2 separate regions of the Homo sapiens genome follow, and region 1 is linked to region 2. The links are chromatin contacts, found by Hi-C or POLR2A ChIA-PET in ENCODE. All regions are on one chromosome and are shown on one strand. The core of a region is the stretch at or near the end of the contact, and the rest is flanking DNA. Distances in the headings are between cores, read along the strand shown. Region 1 overlaps DUSP16 (dual specificity phosphatase 16). Region 2 overlaps BORCS5 (BLOC-1 related complex subunit 5).

Region 1 (3,472 bases), core at 458-2,957, 110 kb after region 2:
TGGTGAAACCGTCTCTACTAAAAATACAAAAATTAGCCAGGCATGGTGGTGGGTGCCTGTAATCCCAGCTACTCAGGAGGCTGAGGCAGGAGAATCGCTTGAACCTAGAAGGCGGAGGTTGCAGTGAGCCGAGATTGCGCCACTGCACTCCAGCCTGGGCAACAGAGCAACACTCCGTCTCAAAAACAAAAATAAAAATAAAAAAACAACAAATAACATGTTAAGTCTTATTAGAAGATAGTACCTTTTTAACTGAGCCTTGAACAAGATCCTGAAATCTGACTCAAGTATTTATCTTCATCTCTTTGAGTTATATTGTATTAGACTTTCTCCCACTTCAAGAAACACACAAAATATGCCCTTGAAAACTGCTAGAAGTGCAGGAAGTTGAGAGGGAATCATCTTTCATTATGCCCTGTATTATGTTTAATTCAAGCATAATTCAGCCAGACGCCTGTCTCTACTGTCTAGGCTCAGTGCAGGGTCCTCAATGCAACAAGTTAGAATGGTAGGCAGTTGACAACTATGCCACCTGCAGAATGTAAAAAGAGTGGCCTGGCCTCCAACCTGACCAAGTGTCTTTCTATATATTTTTTAACACAGAAGCAGTTAAAGCTCTTCCACTTACTGAAGTTCTTAAGGTAATCTGATAGGCAGAATACATGGATCCATTATAGAAATCACAAATTCCTTTGTGTCACAGGCCCTCAGGATACCTGCACCTTACAGTTTCATGGTTTCATTTTTTTTTTTTTTTTTTGAGACGAAGTTTTGCTCTTGTTGCCCAGGCTAGAGTGCGATGGCATGATCTCAGCTCACTGCAATCTCCGCCTCCCGAGTTCAAGAGATTCTCCTGCCTCAGCTTCCTGAGTAGCTGGGACTACAGGTATGCACCACCACCCTCGGCTAATTTTGTATTTTTAGTAGAGACGGGGTTTCTCCATGTTGGTCAGGCTGATCTGGAACTCCTGACCTCAGGTGATCCACCTGCCTTGGCCTCCAGTTTCATTTCTTACCGTTTCCAATGATGACCTCCAGCCACATAAAACTCATTGTTATTTCACATTTCCATGCCGTTCTCTTGTCCAAGAATACCACCCTCACACCGCCCCATGCATGCACACGTAGAAGCCACGGTACATACAGCATACACATGTGGGCAAGCCCCATGATCATACAGCAGAGGAAGTAAGAACACAAGCCCTTGTACCTGAGTTCCTGTCCTGGCTTTACCACTTTCTAGTTGTCTGATTTGTCAAGTTACTTAAGCCCCTCCTACTCTAATTTCCTCATCTATAAAATGAGGATAATGATCACACCTATCTCACAGAGTTGTTGAGATAATTAGTTAGTATATCAAAAGTATTTTGTGCCTGGCGTATAGTAAAGCACTCAGGAGGTATCACTGGTTATTGCTTTTTTTTTTTTTTTTTTTGAGACAGAGTCTCACTCTGTCGCCCAGGCTAGAGTGCAGTGGCGCGATCTTGGCTCACTGCAACCTCCGCTTCCCGGGTTCAAGCGATTCTCCTGCCTCAGCCTCCCGAGTAGCTGGGACTACAGGCGCATGCCACCACATTTGGCTAATTTTTTATTTTTAGTAGAGACAGGGTTTCATCAAGTTGGCCAGGCTGGTCATGAACTCCTGACCTCAGGTGATCTGCCCACCTCGGCCTCCCCGTTTTTTTGTTACGGTGATCAAACATTCAGTATCTAGCGCCATCTGTGGGGCCTTCCTCCACCTTTGAGCTGCGGCTGTTTAGCTACACCTCCTTAGTATTCATCTGAGACAAAAAGTGGAAAAAGGAATGCCTGTAAGGTTAACTTCCCAAAGTGTGCCCCAGAGCACTGGCGTCCTGCAAGAAGCTGACAGACAGGATAGCGGTCTAAAAAGTGAGAGAAATATTGTATATCCTAGCTCCCTGGCAGAGTCAGAGCACATGTTAACTTACTAAAGGTTCTAAAAAGTATTTTCAAAGAAACTGGTTTCATTTATTGAAGTCTAGTAAGTTTCCCCAAACTTATCTGACCATGGAATTCCCCCTAAAATATATTAATAGCTAGTAGAATTCACACTTACAAAATGCTACGCTAGGGTCAAAGCAACTACTGAAATGGAGTCAATCAGAACTCCTGTACTTACAAGTACAACCCACAGACAATCTCAAAAAAAGGGGGTCAGCCAATATTGGTATATAAGTGCCCACTGTTTAGAATTTATGCTTTTGTTTCTATTCGTGTTTTGTTCCTTTTCAGTCTCTCTAATTGAATAACACAGTCATTATTTAAGTGAGTTTTTTCCCCAAGGTAGTTCTTGTAACAATAAATGTTAAAGATTCTCATCATTCTTTGCTTTTCTTACACCTACCCAACCTAACAACTGTCAGGCACTATTTTAATTACAATTAAATTGTATGATGTTAAATTTTAATGTGGTGTCTATTAACATGTAGTTTTGGTGTTTCTCTTTTTTTTCTTAAAGACAGGGTCTCACTCTGTTGCCTAGGCTGGAGTGGCATGATCTCAGCTCACTGCAACCTCTGCCTCCCAGGCTCAAGTGATCCTCCCACCTCAGCTTCCCGAGTAGCCAGGGCTACAGGGGAACACCACCACGCCCAGCTAATTTTTGTATTTTTGTAGAGACAGGGTCCTTCCTATGTTGCCCAGGCTGGTCTCAAACTCCTAGGCACAAGTGATCTACCCACCTTGGCCTCCCACAGTGCTGGGTTTACAGGCATGAGCCACTGCGCCCTGCCAGTTCTGGTGTTTCTCTAAAGAACTGTCTTCATATATTTTTCAATTCTGGCTCTAAAACAGTTCCTGGAATGGTTGTCATTTAAATTCAACAAAACAGCTTGGGCAACATGGATAAACCCAATCTCTGTTAAAAAAAAAAAAAAAAAAAAAGAAAGAAAGAAAAAATTAGCCAGGCATGGTGGAGTATTCCTGTAGTTCCAGCTACTTGAGAGGCTGAGGTGGGAGGACTGTTTGAGCCCAGGAGGTTGATGATGCAGTGAGCTGTGATCGCACCACTGCACTCCAGCCTGGGTGACAAAGTGAGACCCTGTCTCAAAAAAATACATACATACATCCAACAAAACAATATTCCAATAAATGTTCTCAAAGAGAAAACAGAGAATCCAAGGAAACACCACTTGAATTTCATTTGAACCTTATAAATGATTATTTTTATAAATAATGTATGTAATCCTAGAATGTACTGAACACTTACTGCGTGACAAACATTGCTCTAAGCACTCTATAGGTATTTACACACTCTTACAGCTGCCCTATGAGATAGGTGTTACTACTAATCCCATTTATAGATAAGGCTCAGAATCACATAATATAGGCTCAGAATCACGTAATATAATAACCGGAAGAGCCAGGTTATAAGTCTACTTTTCTAAATCCTATGGAATTACTTTCAACTCTCCCTTGGATGCAGGGACAGCCTTGCTGATGATATTCATGG
Region 2 (3,852 bases), core at 1,278-3,777:
TGATTGTAGTTTTGTTTGTTGCAGTAGGGAGCAGGGTATTAACATGTTGACAGCTGCGCTTTTTGAATGAATTGGTATGACAGTGGCCAAAGATGGACAATGCAGTTAGGAGATTGTTGTAGTTTCCTAGTGATGAGCTGATGAAAGCCTGGGCTGGGGTGGGGATAGTGGAAGGAGGAGCAAACTTGAGAGGCATTTTCAAGGAAGAAATGACAGGATTTGGCAAATTGGGTGCCAGGAATAAAAAGACGGGGAAATAGCCATAGGGTTGCTTGATTGAGGGAGCAGAATAATGGCAGAATGGGGAAGGGAGATTAATTTTGTTTGTTTGTTTGTTTCTTTTGGAGATGGAGTCTGGCTCTGTTGCCCAGGCTGGAGTGCAGTGGCACCATCTCGGCTCACTCCGCCCCCTGGGTTCAAGCGATTCTCCTGCCTCAGCCTCCCGTGTAGCTGAGATTACAGGCCCACATTACCACGCCCAGCTAATTTTTGTATTTTTAGTAGAGATGGGTTTCATCATGTTGGCCAGGCTGGTTTCAAACTCCTGACCTCAAGTGATCTGCCCGCCTCGGCCTCCCGAAGTGCTAGGATTACAGGTGTGAGCAACCGTGCCCAGTGGGAGATTAATTTTGAATTTTGGCCTTGTGGCCTTGCAAAACCACAACTAGTAGGAGCCGTTTCACTGATGCATACTCAATGCTCCCTAGCCTAGCATCCGCACAATGCCTTTTCTGGCCATGGCGGAGAGCACTTCAAAAGGAGGCCCTGCGGAGGGTGGGGTGGGTAGAGGAGCATGGTAGGGAATGGGAGGGGCAGGTGTCTTCCAAAGTTTGCAGTTCTCCTAACTTGTTTTGCCCTAGGTCCGCTGAATGCAGTATTACAGTCATGGCAAATGTCACCGTACTGATGTGCTTAACATAGATGTAATGTTTTCTAGAGGGTACGCTAAAACTCTTGGAGGGAGTGGGGGGTGGGGGTTATAAATCTTTATGTTATTTTTCTGTTAATGTCAAGGAACAGTTCATCCTTCTGGGTCTGTATGTTTAAACTGAGAGTGAATATTAATAGGAATTTACGGTACTCATGTTGGAAATTGCTACCCTCATTTAGAAACCATTAACCTTTATGTTAATAAAATAATGTTTTTAAATGAGCATATGAAATCTGTGTTGAACAGCTGCGGTCTTTCCGGAACACTAACTTAAAAAATGCTCAGCATACTTTTTGAAAATCAAAAGCATGTGGGTGGGATGAAGTCACCTGAGCAATTTTCTATAATTACAACTTTCAAGGCCTTTTCCTTTGTCTTTTTCCAGCTAACCTAAAATACACATGCACGCATGTGCACCCTCACACAGACAGCAGCACAAACCTGTGATTTTCTTCTTTCTCTCTATGGACTTTTTGGCCTTGTTTTTGTTAAATAGTTGCAGTTCCCTAGGAGGATATGTGTTGTCTTGTTCCTTCTCTAGTTTATTTGAAACCTTATATCTTTGAGAACTTTGGAACTCCCCAGAACAGGCTAGATGTCCACCTAGACTCCCAAGCTTTGAATGCCCTGTCCTAAAGTATTTCTAGGTGCGTTGGATCTAAACTGATTCCCCTAGGGTGACAGTGGAAACCCCAAAATGCCGACATCCTAGAGAATGACCAGGAACATGCTCAAGTTGTTACACAGTTTTTTGTACGTGCTGAGGTTCCTCAGTGCCATCCTGGTCAGCCAGTACTGGAATGTGACAGAACTGGCATTTGTGCCCAGGAACAGCCTACGCTGGGAATTCGCTTCTGCATTCTGATAATTAAGTCTGCTGTGCTGCTAATATTGTTCCCTGAAGGAAGGAGAGCTAGGGAATAATATCATTCCCACTTGTACCTTTTAATTAACAGAGGAGTGGAATGGAAAGAGTTTTAAAGAAGACTTTGATGAGAGAAGATCGGTACCTGACATAGTCTGGTAATTCCATCATTGTCGAACACATTTTAAGAATACCACCGCCAGTTTTTTCAGTGAGCTAACTGAAAATAATTCTAAACTTTGGCTTATTTTATGTGTAGAATAAAATTATTGATTTTCCAAGAGCATTCATTAAGAAGTGCCTTGCTAAGAAGTGTTAAGCGTGAAGTAGTGTAATATGTCTGTCCTACTATTTTAGGGGTCACTCCTTCTTCATCTTCCTCTTCTCTTTCCTCTAAGTAACCAAAGCTCTTCACCTAGAATGGAATTTGGGGCTTACATTTTCCTTACTATCATATAGCTGTTTCTTGTTACCGAAAGCAGAGAGAGCTTTTTCAGGGAGGTTAAAATTATCGTTATCTTGTTATAGTGTTATTTTTTCCTTCTTAGTAAGTTAGGAGCAATGCTTTGTCTTCCTGAAGCTGTCTGAAAAGATGCTTGTATACATGTGTATAGCGCTTTGGGTCATAGAAATTAGGTGTTATGTCATCTGTTTCAGAAGATGCACTAATGCATCAAAAACAAGTGACAGGGAAAACAATGCAGTGAGTAATCTTGTTGCCTCAAAACTGAGCAAACGTTTTGGGAGAGCAAGTTCTTGCGGGACATCACTAAATAAGAATGAGTTGATGTCACACTTGGCAAGAAGCAACTCTTTAAAATTTTTTTTTTCCATACAAATAGTACAACATGACTGGGAGGAGGGATTGTGGGCAAAGGGTAAAGAATTATGGAGGGAAAATGAGCAGGAGAAGGAATGTGAGAATGAGCTGCTTGCTACAAAAATAATTAATATGTAATCAAAGCCATGTTTGTTTTGTCAGGAAAAATCTGAGTCAGAACATGAGCTGATGAAGGGGAGAGATGTTTACCATGTCCTCCCCCACACCCTCAGAGGGCCGTTGTGTGCAGATCCCTGCGGAGGGTTGTGTAACCATCTTGACTCATTTTCAGGGAAGAATGGCCCCTGTAGCTCTTTTGGCTCAATATAATGCTGCATCAAGGATGAGTGAAGAAGTCTCTGGAATACAGTGCTATCAAACTCAAAATATGGTCATTTTAATGAGAATTTCCAAACACTAGGAGGCAATACTGTGCAGACCTTGTGCCACCACCTGCCTCCCCCTTCCCAGATATCTGTGCGATATTGGGAATTCAGGCAGCCCAATCGATAGCTGATTTTACCTTTTCCTACAAGGCAGAAAATGTCAAGATTAGCCAACTATTTATTGAAATTAGTTGGAGTTATCTGGCTACATGAGTGTCTGTGGTCCAGTGTATCATAATAAGAGTGGGAGAGACGGTTGGGGTGCTACTGGCATCTTGGGTGGGCCAGCCTTTATTGTGTGTCACTGCCGTGTATTGGCAATTTTTGTCCCTGCCCACTGAATTGCCAGTGGTGCCCCAGTCTCTGCGATGGCCAGGAGAGGCCTTCCTTCTTCCAGATTACCTCTGTGTGTTTCAGGGGGGCTAAAACAGTATGTGTTTTACAGTATTACTAAGCAGCACAGTTTTCTTTGTTGTTCCTTAGCATAAAGATCTTGGAAAGTTTTAAGAAGTTGTGTGTTTATACTGTAGCATAGGTTTCATTCAACCTATCACTCCTATTCACTCCTCAGAGTGAATTTCAGGGAAAAACAACAGTATTGGGGGAAAAAGTTTGGAAAAATTGGATGGAGGGAAGGAAAAAAAAAGGTGAATTGCAAAAGGGTTTCTTACGTAGCCCACTATTGTTCCCCAAATCAACACTCACTCTCCAGCTCTTTGGGTGGTTGCTCTGCATTTTCAAGAGGCAGCCTGGGGTGGAGGTCAGGGTTGCAGGTAAGGTAGAGGGGAAATAAGAGAGGACAGGGAAGAGGCAGGCATGAATAAAAGATTTGGATTGGAATATAAAGATG

Evidence for each region. A loop is a pair of places that touch in the nucleus more often than their neighbours do. ChIA-PET counts read pairs that join two places held with the same protein, here RNA polymerase II (POLR2A). Pooled maps may share reads with other maps.
Region 1: a loop to region 2 is called in a map of posterior vena cava, with 30 times the contacts of the local background. The contact joins two enhancer-like sites. A Hi-C loop is called at or near these places in 9 of 168 maps with a recorded cell type or tissue (Caco-2, GM11168, GM12878 and 5 more) and 6 of 50 pooled maps. POLR2A ChIA-PET finds 5 or more read pairs at or near these places in 7 of 52 experiments (CD4-positive, alpha-beta memory T cell, Caco-2, Panc1 and 4 more).

The regions. Positions count from the first base shown.
Region 1 is chr12:12,501,809-12,505,280 of GRCh38, forward strand. The region is part of intron 3 of DUSP16 (dual specificity phosphatase 16); the gene reads right to left. Among named protein-coding and RNA genes, the nearest start is that of DUSP16, 59 kb to the right of the region's middle. Within about 2 kb of position 1,708, at least 2 of the 41 ENCODE cell types and tissues checked have a DNase peak (open chromatin) inside an H3K27ac peak, as active enhancers do.
Region 2 is chr12:12,395,669-12,399,520 of GRCh38, forward strand. All of the region lies in intron 2 of BORCS5 (BLOC-1 related complex subunit 5), which reads left to right. Among named protein-coding and RNA genes, the nearest start is that of BORCS5, 41 kb to the left of the region's middle. Within about 2 kb of position 2,528, at least 21 of the 41 ENCODE cell types and tissues checked have a DNase peak (open chromatin) inside an H3K27ac peak, as active enhancers do.